3 separate regions of the Homo sapiens genome follow, and all the other regions are linked to region 1. The links are chromatin contacts, found by Hi-C or POLR2A ChIA-PET in ENCODE. All regions are on one chromosome and are shown on one strand. The core of a region is the stretch at or near the end of the contact, and the rest is flanking DNA. Distances in the headings are between cores, read along the strand shown.

The links. A loop is a pair of places that touch in the nucleus more often than their neighbours do. ChIA-PET counts read pairs that join two places held with the same protein, here RNA polymerase II (POLR2A). Pooled maps may share reads with other maps.
Region 2: a pooled map shows a loop between it and region 1 (2.6-fold over the local background). The contact joins two enhancer-like sites. A Hi-C loop is called at or near these places in 3 of 50 pooled maps. POLR2A ChIA-PET finds 5 or more read pairs at or near these places in 2 of 52 experiments (OCI-LY7 and activated CD4-positive, alpha-beta T cell).
Region 3: a loop to region 1 is called in a pooled map, with 2.8 times the contacts of the local background. The contact joins the promoter of STK38 here to the enhancer-like site in region 1. A Hi-C loop is called at or near these places in 2 of 50 pooled maps. POLR2A ChIA-PET finds 5 or more read pairs at or near these places in 5 of 52 experiments (GM12878, H1, RWPE1 and 2 more).

The regions. Positions count from the first base shown.
Region 1 is chr6:36,851,208-36,855,607 of GRCh38, reverse strand. PPIL1 (peptidylprolyl isomerase like 1) reads left to right here. Exons shown (of 4, transcript NM_016059.5): 4 at 1-779. Among named protein-coding and RNA genes, the nearest start is that of CPNE5, 14 kb to the right of the region's middle. Within about 2 kb of position 2,652, at least 17 of the 41 ENCODE cell types and tissues checked have a DNase peak (open chromatin) inside an H3K27ac peak, as active enhancers do.
Region 2 is chr6:37,207,813-37,212,212 of GRCh38, reverse strand. It overlaps TMEM217B (transmembrane protein 217B), which reads left to right. Exons shown (of 2, transcript NM_001395378.1): 2 at 1-32. It overlaps TMEM217 (transmembrane protein 217), which reads left to right. Exons shown (of 3, transcript NM_001286401.2): 3 at 1-32. Among named protein-coding and RNA genes, the nearest start is that of PIM1, 40 kb to the right of the region's middle. RefSeq lists a silencer at 1,446-1,740. Within about 2 kb of position 2,597, at least 5 of the 41 ENCODE cell types and tissues checked have a DNase peak (open chromatin) inside an H3K27ac peak, as active enhancers do.
Region 3 is chr6:36,545,338-36,549,737 of GRCh38, reverse strand. STK38 (serine/threonine kinase 38) reads left to right here and starts at 2,259. Exons shown (of 14, transcript NM_007271.4): 1 at 2,259-2,548. RefSeq lists a silencer at 2,114-2,453 and an enhancer at 2,201-2,724.

The DNA of each region.
Region 1 (4,400 bases), core at 1,403-3,902:
CATTTGCACAAATGCCCCTGTTTATCAATAGGTGACTACTTACTACACATGAACCATAATGCTGCTTCTTGTGCATGTCTGCTCTGATATACGTCGAACAATGTAGCAGCCACTGTCATTTCTCAGTGGTTTTGCCTAACCAAACTTCTTCCTAAGGAGATTTATATTCTGGCCTACACAGCAGTCCTTGATGGCTGACAGCCACAGAATTCCAAACCAAGTAGTGTCTGTCAGCCCTCTTAACTCTGTGCACGCCCTATTTCAGTCTTTTACATTTGTTCTTCTAGGGAATGTATGCATCTCTATATATATTTTCCCTCTCAAAACCAGAACATCAACAGTGCTGTTTCTGACACTTCAGACATCCCACGCAAAGCCACATTGAATTTTTGCCAAATGAAAAACACATCCAACAATCAAGTTTCTAAGAAGGTGTCAAGTGGGGAATAATAATAATGTATAATAATCAAGAAATTAGTTTATTAAAAGGAAGCAGAAGCATTGACCATTTTTTCCCAGAGAAGAGGAGAAATCTGTAGTGAGCAAAGGACAGACCATGAATCCTCCTTGAGAAGTAGTACTCTCAGAAAGGAGAAGCGCCACTCAAGTTCTTTTAACCCAAGACTTTAGAGAAATTAGGTCCAAGATTTTTATATGTTCAGTTGTTTATGTATAAAAATAACTTTCTGGATTTTGTGGGGAGGAGCAGGAGAGGAAGGAAGTTAATACCTATGTAATACATAGAAACTTCCACAATAAAATGCCATTGATGGTTGAAATTGCTGCTGTGGTCTGATTCTAAATATTGTATGAGGTTCCAATGGTCATTTTAATCCCAGTCATCTTAAGTAGTAGTACAGAGATTGAATGTTCAAGATTTCACATCATTTTAGGCTTGTGGATCTCCAGTAGACTTCTCCCTCTTTAAGAGCAATTCTAACTTTAAAAGGGCAGAACCAGAGAAAGAATTAAGTGACAGAAATTGACATTTCTGAATAAGAGGTGTATTCATCTGTTTTCACATTGCTATAAAGACACTACCTGAGACTAGGTAATTTATAAACAAGAGAGGTTTAATTGACTCACAGTTCCACATGGCTAGGGAGACCTCAGGAAACTTACAATAATGGTGGAAGGCAAAGGAGAAGCAAGCACCTTCTTTACAAGGTGGCAGGAGAGAGAGCGAGCACGGGGGAAACCACCATATTTAAACCATCAGATCTCATGAGATCTCCCTCACTATCGTGAGAACAGCATGCAGGGGGAAAATGCCCCATGATCAGTCACCTCCCACCAGATCCCTCCCTCGACACAGAGGATTACAATTCGAGATGAGATTTGGGTGGGGACACAGAGCCAAACCATGTTGGGGGGATTACCTGTAAGTGAACCAGGTGTATGTGCTAAGAGACCTGCACCATCCCTGGAATTTGCAGAGAGCCCACCTGCACATTATTATGGGACCAGAGGCAGTATATGTTGTGGTGTTTGGTTCCTTAAGCTGGTAGCTCCTTGAAGAGGGGATTATAACTTTAATGTTTCTTACTACTCTATCAATTTTGGAAATGGTGATTTACTTTATGGAATGGCCAAACAAGGTTCTGTTCCCCAAGCCTTCCCTACCTTCAACCTCTTTCTCTACCTTTCTCTTTTCTCTCAATAGCAAAAAAGCAAAACCCAACAACAAACCATATAAATGACTTTGTAACTTCCCAGAGATGGTTTTTGTATGCAAAGTAGTGTTCTACACTCTGGAAAAAATAGAAATGTATTTCTTTCAGCCTGAACTGGGTGGACATAATTGGATCTGCCTCTGAGAGCAAGGAATAGCACCTGTTCACTAACCTCCCAGAATCGTAATCCTGAAAATCTCCACTTTCATCCAAGGCACAGGCGTGGTGGAAACGTATCATGGCTACTCTGAAGCAAAGAAGGTTCTGCATGCCTTGGGAGGAGAGCCACACAGGCACAGTTCCTTGTTTTTGGAAAGGGACACCAAATCCATGCTAAGGCAGTCACGTGGGCACATACCAGTTTTCATAGAGGATATGACCTCAGAGAGTGAAGCTTGAATTGTTTCACAATTTGTGGTTCTGCCAGTTAGCCAGAGTTGTAGAAGTTCCCGTTTCCTTATAAGGGAAGCTCATCTAAAAGGAATCCTGCTTAATTCTTTGGTCATATGAGTGTCTACATCCTGTCAGGATTAGTACCATTGAGACAGGTCTCATAAAAGTGGGGTGTACTAGAGATAGTTCATTTTTGTTACATCTCATCACGGTGAGGGTGGTGAGCTTTCTCCTGGCTTATCAGGAGAAAACAAGGATAAGTTTAAAACTTGGATGGGGATTATTGAAGATAGGTGTGGAGGACCATGGGGGGCTCATCAAGGCACAGGAGAGAGACAGCTCTCTGCTGCTTCTCGTGGGGGAAGGGAAAGAGATTCTAGACATTTGGAGAAGGCTTAAAGTTGGAAGTAGATACACCAGTGGAAAAGGCTTTCAAACAGGTGCCCCTGGGATGATGGATAAGAGAAGCTTGGCACACAGACTATAAAGAATATGGCCCAAGGGCCCTAGCCCAGGGCTTCTCACATGACTACATGCAGGAATCACTGAGGGAGCCTGTTAGGAAGCAGCTTCTGACTCAGCACTCAGCCAGAGAGTCTGCAGTTCTCGCCAGCTCCCAGGAGATGGTGACTGCCGGTCCAGACACCACCCTTTGAGTAGTGAGGTCCTAGAGGTCACATTTGTCCAACATGAAACTGGGGAGGGGGGGTTTCCCTAAGAGCAAGGGCAGTCAGGACCATGAACCAATCTTATGCCTCCTGGAGCAGAGCTCTCCACCTCATCCTGGTGGTCTTGGAAGAGTGAAGAGATTCAAAGCACACGATGAGCTTTAACATAAGCTGCTGGCTTTGGCTACTGGGATTGAGCTTTATGAAAGTGTTCTGTTCCCACAGCAGTACAACATGGACTTCAGACCCTGGTATGTGGCACTGAGATACCTTGTGTGGACACCAGGGTGGGTGAGATTGGGTGATCAGTAGACATCACAGAAAATGCAGGGAAAAGAGCATCAACAAAGATGACATTGGGGGAAAGAGCTCTGGAACCTGACTGTCGGGGTTCAGATCCCAGCTCCACCACTTAGCAGCAGCATGAACTTAAGTTTCTTAATTTCTCTGTGCTTTAGTTTCTTCCACTATAAAATGAGAATAATGGGCCAAACTTCAAGGGCTATTGTGAAGATTAAATGAGCTAGAACAGGTATTTAGAACAGGAACTGGCATTTAGAAAACACCCCCAAAATGCTAGTTGTTGTTACTACCAGTGGCCCTTGAAGCCACCACACACCTGTCCTACCTCTTCATCTCGACATATACACAGCCTGACCTGTCTCAGCCTCTCACCTCACAGCTTCTCCCTCCCACTGGGCTAACCTCTGAGAACAAGGACCTTGTCTTACTCCCCTCTGTAAGTCTTCCCAGCACCTTGTGTAGTAATTTGAGGTTATTGCTGAATGTATCAAATAAAATGTTCTCCATCAGAAAAAGATTGAGATCCTCTTGTAGAAATTGCTGTACCCCAACTCTCCAAACCCAGGCTTCAGCTGGTATGGCAGCCAAGCCTTTCCACTGAGCTCTCTGGAAGTCCTCAGCCTGATGTATTTTTGGATTGTGTCTCCAGAATATGTCAAAATAGCTTTCCCCACACAAACACGATTGCTGCCCCCAGATCCTCAAGCCAGTCAGAGCCATCACTGGGGCCCCTTTTGGCACCATATTCTTGCAACATGTGGAGGAGGAAGCATTGAAAAGCACGTTAAAGCGGTGGAGTTTACCGCTTACAAAGAAGCACTTTGTGGTCTCAGAGTCCTGTTGCCTAAAGAGTGAGTTACTACTTTTTAGGTAAATACCAAGATAGGGGATCTTCCAGCAACACTCTTACAGATGAGAGAGAAGCAAAGTGGGAAGAAAACATGTTAGGGTCTCACTCTAAGGTTGGCTTGGCCTGATTTGGGAATTGGGTTCCCGATTGTTTTTCCAAATGGATAACTCAAGATCCTTAATTGCATCTGAAACCACAGATGGCCAGTTGTGGGCAAGGTTTATGGACTGAGGGATGTGAGGCCTTTTTGTGACCTTTGATGAATCACTTTACTTCTGGAACTTGGAGCGCTCATTCATTAAGGGAAGATTTGAACTAGCCCCCAGTTTGGGAATCTAGGTCATTCTGAGAAGATTCCTCCAGCTGCCAAGTTTCCATTTAGCATGCTATTTTGGAAATTTGCCACTAGAGGCCGCTGTGAATACAGTTTAGCCTTGCAGCTTTTTCAAAGGCAGAAGCCTGCAGAAACCTTTCATGAGTTACTAAGACTTGCCTGCTATTTCTTGGTTGTGG
Region 2 (4,400 bases), core at 1,348-3,847, 360 kb before region 1:
ATGATATGTGGCCTTGTGCTTACTTAACCATCTCACTGGTGTCTGTTTTTGCCTCTCACTGTCCCCTCTCCTCTGCACTTCCTTAGTTTCTAGTTCTTCCTTTATGGGTTGGCCCACAGATGCCGGTTCTGCTGAGTCCTTTGGAGGAGTGTTGTCCAGTAGAACTTCCTGTGCTGATGGAAATGTCCTCTATCTGTGCTGGCTACTAGCCATGTGTGGCGACTGAGCACTTGGAAATGTGGCTATTACAACCCAGTAATCAAATTTTAAATTTTATTCTTTTTTAGCTAATTTCCATTTCAATAACTATGTATGGCTGGCTCAAGACTAGCCTATCGGCCCAGCATGGTGGCTTACGCCTGTAATCCCAGCACTTTGGGAGGCCAAGGCAGGTGGATCACTTGAGGTCAGGAGTTCAAGACAAGACTGGCCAGCATGGTGAAACCCGCTCTCTACTAAAAATACAAAAATTAGCCGGGCGTGGTGGTGGGTGCCTGTAATCCCAGCTACTCGGGAGGCTGAGGCAGGAGAATCACTTGAACCCAGGAGGCGGAGGTGGCAGTGAGCTGAGATGGTGCCACTGCACTCCAGCCTGGGGGACAGAGTGAGACTCCATCTCAAAAACACAAACACACACACACACACACACACACACACACACACACAAACAGGGCCGGGTTCGGTGGCTCACGGCTGTAATCCCAGCACTTTGGGAGGCCGAGGCAGGCAGATCAAGAGGTCAGGAGATCGAGACCATCCTGGCTAACACAGTGAAACCCCGTCTCTACTAAAAATACAAAAAAATTGCCAGGCATGGTAGCGGGTGCCTGTGGTCCCAGATACTCAGGAGGCTGAGGCAGGAGAATGGCCTGAACCTGGGAGGTGGAGCTTGCAGTGAGCCGAGATCGCGCCACTGCACTGCAGCCTGGGTGACAGAGCGAGACTCTGTCTCAAACAAACAGACAAAACAAAAACAAGGACCAACCCTTTGAAAAACAAAAAGAACCCCCCAAAATATCTCCAGGCATTGTCAAACATCCCATGGGGTGGGGGTGGTGGGGGGGCAAAGTTGCCCCTAGTTGAGAGACACTATTGTAAAGCAACAAGCTCTGTGTTGAGAGCCAGCAGGCCCCTGCCTTGAACTAGGAGTGCCGCTTTTCCTGAGAACTCTTCACATTCACCAGTTGTGCAGTCTTCATCCTAATGCTCCTGTTTTATGGTTTGACGAAACTGAGACTCACTGGGCTTCAGTGATGAGATCAAGGTCACATGGTAGCAAAAGCAGGACTTGCATCTCATCATCTGACTTCATACACGAAAGTCGGCTCCCTGATTCATTCTTACTTTTACCAAGACAAAAAGGAACACCTCCTTTTAGGGTAGTTCCTTTTCCCTTGAAAAATGTTGGGAGTGAAGTCAAGAGACATGTTTGTTTGTTTGTTTTGGCCATACTCTTCCAAACCATGAGCATAGTAATGACAGTCGCTGGCTTTTACTGAACACTCAGTGCCAGGTACTATCCTACAATTCACTCAACTCTTTCCACCACGGATTTAAACCTAGGCCAGTTCCCCAAATGACCACAAGATGGCAGTCAGTAATAAGCTTTTGCTTAGAGCTGTTGGCCCCTAAACCAGATCCTCCAAGGGTGGCTGTTCAGGATTTATGGAGCTTCCAGCTGATGACTGGGAGCTAATGTGTGTGTCTCTGCCCCAGTCTCACAAGGCATGCCTTGTCTGATTGTGACTTGCTAGTACCAAAACACAAAATATAAAACATGGGCCAACTTCTGGGTTCTGATTCCCCATCCCGGTTGAGGTCGCTACGGTGGGAGGTAGACCTGGGCAACATTGGGGAACTGGAGACCTGTGTGTTGAAGAAGTGTAGGCAGAAGCAGAGTTCCAGGAATCACCTCAGCTGAGAGTTACTTTAGTTGAGAAAGTTTAAGACACTCAAACGCAAGGTTGTGCTATCCTCTATACAAGACTCCTCAAAAGCATGGTTGCTTCTGCCTTTACTTCCTGGTCTCCTGTTCTTTCTAGAACCCATCCAGTTAGGTTTCACCCCCACCGCCCCACTGGGACTGCTCTTGTCAAGGTGATCTCCACACTGCTCAAGCCGGTGGTCAGTTCTCCACCTTTGCTGACCTGTCCTGCAGTGGCTTTTGACTGCTGATCCCTCTCTCCTGCCAACAGGTTTCTCTGGTAGCCCCTCTGCCTCCGTCTCCATCCCTCCCCTGCCGCACTGGCCCCTTCTCCTCAGTCTCCTTTGCTGGCCTCTCCTCATCTTCCTGACCTCCAAACACCGGAGTGCCCTTGGCACAGTCCTTGGTCTTGTTCTCTGTCTCACTCACTCCCAGCTCACCTGGTCCAGACCCATCACTAATAAGCCCCATATACATCTTCAGCCTGGACTTCTCCCCTAAACCCTGGCTTTGTTTATGCAGTTGCTTCCTTGATGTGGTAGCCAGCTCTAACATGGTTCCCAGAGATCTCTGCGAACTGATATTCACATTCATCACCTCTTCTTAGATGTGGGCAGGACCCAGTGATCCTCTTCTAGCAAAGAGAACATAGCAAAAGCGATGGGTTGTCCTTTCTAAGGTTAGGTTACAGAAGACGATGACGTCAGTGCTGCCCGCTCTCTGAGGGAAGCTGGCTATCATGTTGAAAGTATCTTTATGGAAAGGCTCACACTGCCAGGAGCAGAGGTCACTAACCAAGAGCCCGTGAGGAACGGAATCCTACCAACAGCCCCATGAGGGAGCTTGGAAGCAGATCCTCCCCTACACAACTCTTTTTTTTTTTTTTAAATACAATATGGGGTCTCCCTATGTTGCCCAGGCTGGTCTTGAACTCCTGGCCTCAGGCTATCCTCCCACCTTGGCTTCCCAGAGTGCTGAGATTATAGGCATGAGCCACCATACCCAGTCAGGATATGTTTTGGGGTGGTTACTGTTGTAGAGACATTTTTGTAGAGATGTGACATGTACTAGTTATCTATTACTGCATAACAAATTACCCCAAAATTAGCAGCTTAAGACAGTACATTTATTCTGTCTTAGTTTCTGCGGTCAGGAGTCCAGACACAGCTCACCTGGTTCTCTGACTCAGATTCTCTCAGGGTCTCACTCAGGATGTCTCTACTTTTATTTGATTTTTAGAGACAGGGTTGCACTCTGTCACCCAGGCTGGAATGCAGTCGTGCAATCATAGCTCACTGGAGCCTTGAACTTCCAGGCTCAAGCGATCCTCCCACCTCAGCCTCCTGAGTAGCTGGGAATACAGGTGTGCCACCGCATCCAACTGATGTAAAAAAATTTTTTTTTTTAATTTTCTTAAAATGTGGGAATGTAGCCGGGCATGGTAGCTCACGCCTGTAATGACAGCACTTTGGGAGGCTGAGGCGGGTGGATCACCTGAGGTCAGGAGTTCAAGACCAGTCTGGCCAACATGGTGAAACCTCCTCTCTACTAAAAATACAAAAATTAACCGGGCATGGTAGCAGGTGCCTGTAATCCCAGTTACTCAGGAGGCTGAGGCAGGAGAATTGCTTGAACCTGGGAGGTGGAGGTTGCAGTGAGCTGAGATCGCGCCACTATACTGCAGCCTGGGCAACAAGAGCAAAACTCCATCTCAAATAAATAAATAAATAAATAAATAAATAAATAAAAATTGGGGAGTGTATCCCAATCCACACTCCTGATTTTCTCCCGTATACCTTGCCCTAACCCCCAGTCTTTGCCACCTCTACCCTTCCATTGCTCAAGTTAAAGACCCAGCAGGCATCCTTAGGTCCTCTCTTTCTCTCAGCCTGAATCTAACTCCTCACCACTCCCCATCAGCCCACCCTTCAATATAGATCCATATCCAACCACTTCATATAACCTCCCCTGCCACCTCCCTGGCCCAGGCCATCACCATCTCTTGCCCAGGCTATTGCAGTAGCAGTTCCTGACTGGCCTCCCCATGCCACTGTGTTCCCTTTACAGTCAGTTCTCCGCCCAGCCACCAGAGGGCTCCTGTTGAAACCTGAGTCAGATCAAGTCCCTCCTCTACTCCGGTCCTCACCTGCCAGGGCTCCCCACCACACTCAGGGTAGAAATCCCAAGTCTTTACCACGGCATGCCAGCTGCTAAATAACCCAGTCCCTTGTCACCCTCTGATCTGCTTTCTAACCATTTTGTTCTCTCCGCCTCCCTCTGCTGCAGCCATGCTGTCTTCCTTTCGTTCACCCTAACACAGACAGCACACTCCAGCCTCGGGGCCTTTGCACTCACTGTGCCTTCCGCCTAGAATATTCTTACTCCAGCTATTCACCAGCTTCCTTTCTTGCTCAGAAGGCATCAGAGAGGCCTTCCCTACCAATGGGTGTGAAACAGCCCCTCCCTACCATCCCAT
Region 3 (4,400 bases), core at 1,010-3,509, 310 kb after region 1:
GGTGAAACCCCATCTCTAGTAAAAATACAAAAAAAAAAGGCCGGGCGCGGTGGCTCACGCCGGTAATCCCAGCACTTTGGGAGGCCGAGGCGGGCAGATCACAAAGTCAGGAGATCGAGACCATCCTGGCTAACATGGTGAAACCCCGTCTCTACTAAAAATACAAAAAATTAGCCGGGCTTGGTGGCGGGCGCCTGTAGTCCCAGCTACTCGGGAGGCTGAGGCAGGAGAATGGTGTGAACCCGGGAGGCGGAGCGTGCAGTGAGCAGAGATCGCGCCACTGCACTTCAGCCTGGGCAACAGAGCAAGACTCCGTCTCAAAAAAAAAAAAGAAGAAGGAGAAGGAGAAGGAGAAGGAGAAGAAGAAGAAGAAGAAGAAGAAGAAGAAGAAGAAGAAGAAGAAGAAGAGGAAGAAGAAGAAGAAGAAAAGATTAGCTGGGCATGGTGGCACGTGCCTGTAGTCCTGTAGTCCCAGCTACTAAGGAGGCTGAGGCAGGAGAATCACTTGAGCCTGGGAGGTGGAGGTTGCAGTGAGCCGAGATCGTGCCACTACACTCCAGCCTAGTGATAGAGCGACACTCCGTCTCAAAACAAAACAAAAACAACCCCCCTCCCCCCACCAAAAAAAACATATATATAAGAGAGAAGAGAGAGTGAAATTCCTCTTCTGAAACTGGGAAAGTTCCAGGAGGAAGATAAGGTTTGAGCTGGGCTTTGGAAGGAGGAAAGAGAAGAGGAGAAAGAACATTGGATTTGCAGACAGAAAATGGGGTTCCCCTCTTGGCTACTTGGCTTACTAGCCGTGGGAATTCAGACAAGTCACTTAGCTTCTCTAAGTATCAATTACTTCATCTGCAAAACCTCGTGTGTCACTGCCAAAGTGAGGACCAAGTGAGATTAAATAAGTGAAAGTTGTTTGTAAACTGTAAAGCATTATGCAGACATCTTGGACTATTATTAAAAGCTTAAGAATGGGTAGGACTTTGACAACAGGCATTTGGGGAGAAGGGCCTCTGGGCAGAGAGAATGAAAGGCGAAGTGATTGATTGATATGTATGTAGTGACTGATTGAGACAGGGTCTCCCTCCGTTGCCCAGGCTGGGGTGCAGTGTCATGATCATGGCTCATAGCAGCCCTGAACTCCTGGACTCAATCAATCCTCCTGCTTCAGCCTCCACAGTAGGTGGGACCACAGGCACTTGCCACCATGCTGGCCAATTACAAAAATTTTTTTAGAGGTGGATTCTCCTTATGTTGCCCAGACTGGTCTCAAACTCCTAGGCTCAAGCTATCCTCCCACCTGGACCTCCCAAAGTGCTGGAATTACAGGCAGGAGCCACCGCGCCTGGCGAGAAGTGATTTTTGTTAAGAGGCTAGACAAAAGGAAACTGGGCTTTGAAGATGAAATGAATGAATAACTCGCAGCACATGCTTCCTTCTCTCCCTAGATGGCCCCTTTGCAGGCAGTCAGGGACCATGTCTCGTTCATCTTAGTTTCCAGGAGCTTGACACTTTGTAGTTGAGGGCTTTGTGCTCCATTCTCAAGAAACGACAAGTGCCCAAAGGCTATTAAACTTGGGACCTCTTTACCCCCAAAAGTAGTACAGAATAAGAGTTGGGTGGCCTTGAAAAGCACCTTCTTCTGTCCACACTGGGTCGCCCGCTGGGTAACCTCCCAAACCTATGAGAGCTCACCTTATCCCAGGTAAGGTCCTTACTTTAAGGAAGAGGAGGGGGGCCAAGGGCTCCAGCAGACCTGTTCTACACGGGGTAGGGGGGTGGGTGGGAACTATACAGGTGACAACATTTCATAGAACTACACACACACTCACACACACGCACATGACTGCATACCCAACAGGTTAAATCCGAGTGTGGTCTGTAATGAAGTTAATTGTATTGGTTTAGTTAATTGTATTGGTTTAGTTAATTGTATTGTGCGAATGTCAATTTCCTGGCTTTGAGAATGTTGTATCTTAAGAAAAATGTTGAGGTAAGCTGGGTGGGTGATGGTATAGGGAACCTGTATGTATTAATTTTGCAACTTCTTGTGAGTCCATAATTATTTCGAAGTAAAAAGTAAAACAAAAGAAAACAATGGAACTTCCCCCTCAGCCCAGCCTACTTCGAGACCGCCTCACACTCACACATCTGGCCTCACCCAGGTCCAGCCAGCCCTAGGCAGGGGGTGAAGGGAGGGGCAGGGCGGGGCCACGCAAGCGCAGTTCCGCAATCCCGGCCGCTCCGGGAAGTCGCGCATGCGTAGTCTCGGCCCCGGGCTGCCGCGCCAGCCCGTCTCCGCGGCGGGGGACCGGGCTGCCTTGGCCCCTCAGCGCTCGCGTCTTTTCCGGCAGTTGGAACGCTTCCTGTTGTCCTCACCCGTAACCGCCTGTTGCCCCCTGTCTCAGAGTCCCTCACGCGTCCCCTCCCGTCTTTGGCTCGTTGGCTGCCGCCGCCGGGGCTTCGCCAGCCTTCAAGTCGAGACTACTGGCCGAAGGGGCGTCTGCGGCTCTCCGCCGTCCCCAGCCCTGCCTCTCCCTGGGCTCTGGTGAGTTGCTTGCTGCCGCCGTCTTCACTCCATCCCGGGGTTTTTCCTTTATCTCCTCCTTCCCCAACCTCCGACTCCTTCTTGGGCTTTCTCCTGCTCGCCGGCGCCCTCTTTCAAGCCCTAACCTCTCAGCCTCTTGGCCTCTCTCCGCCCCTCTCCTTAACCCCCTTCTTCCCCCGTCTCCAGATGCCCCTTGTTGGCCCTCTCCACATTTTTCCAGTCCCAGCCTTTCCACCCCATCCTTTATCTTTCTCCTTTTGCAGTTGGAGCGGGAGCCAGGCTTTCCTTTCCATGTTGCCACCTTTGTCTGCTCCCTGCCACCAGTCAGTCCCTCAGGGATCTCGGTCATCACCGGTTTTTATCTCCTTTTCCTTCTTCTGGGGTCTGTGAACTGTGGTCTGAGGCAGAGATGTCGAAAGCCCCCCTTGGGGTGTGGTATCTTTGAGTCGGCTCCTTTCTCCGTTAGTCTTAGGATACTGGGCTTCAGATAAGCTTCAAATCACAGGAAAAGGCAGGGAAAATTCTTAAGAAGAGAGTGGAAAAGCAACAGCCAGAGGAAAAAGTCGGTAAGGGCTTAGAGGAAAGTCTGTGTCAGAAAGCGGGCAGAACGGCCGGCAGAGAGACCAGATCTCTCAGTTCATTCTGAAACGACTAAAAGACTCGGAGAGAAACTTGTTCTGTTTGAAATGCACCGAGGAGGGTTGGAGTGAAGTAGACCCTGAGTGTCTCCACCCTTTGAGCTCACCCTGCCTCTGAATTAGCCAGGCAATATATTTGGTTTCCCTAAACATAAAACAACCACCACCTCGATAACAGGCTCTCCTCCCCACCCTAAACGTTAGATACCAGCTTCCTCCTAAGAGGAGAGAACGCTATAGCAAACCATTTCATGTCCCAGCCCTATCCCCCATCACACATAAACTCCTAGGAATGGACATCAAAAATGAGTATATTTCCTAGTTAATCTTTCTTAAGGTGCTAAGTGCATAGCACTGTGCATGAAATGGGGGAAGAATATTAAAACAAGTATAAGACATGGTGCTTGCTTTCTAGTGTAGGTAGAGATTACAGTTTAGTAGGATTTACAGTTCAGTGGGAGAGATTAGACATGCGACTTAAGCAATAATCTTAGCTCCAATGTTGAATCGTCCAAATGAAAGATAATGGATTGTCAGTCGCAAAGAAATAAAGTCCATATTGTTGAGAGAGGGTTGTTTATAGTGATCACAGAGTACCATTGTAAAGTCAGTCAGTTAGCCAGGCATAACCATATAGATTGAATCACATAATGGTTTTCATTTGACTTCCTTTTGAGTTTGCAGGCCTTACACCTGACTTTTATGAGGATCAGTTCCTTTTGTTAATTTTTTAAAACTTTGAAGAATTCCTCAGCCACCTATTATTTCCTAATTCTTCAGAGTTGAAGAATGAAACAAATGGGGCAAAGGCCTCCAATGGCTTCTAGGTCAGGGCAGGAAGGCTTGAATTGTGGAAAGCCTGATGGATAGTCCTGTCTTAAGAAAAGTTGGTTGACCCAGTAAATCTATGAATTGCTATAGGGCAATATTAATTACATCTTTTGATTAAAGGATATTAGAATTAGGCTAAATTTTTTATATTACAATAGAGGAAGTGGAGGAGGGTTTAAAGAAAGGTCAAAGGGAAGGAGAGTGCAGTCTTTATCATTATATTAGAAACTCTAAAAGTTGAAAAACACTCTGCTTAAGAATTTGTTGGTCTAATATTTGAGCATCTTTGAGTTCATTTAATGTCCTTTTGATCTTTTTAAAAGTTTAGGTAGTAATGCAAGCCAGCTACTTAAATTAGTCAAAGCATTTTTGATATATCCATC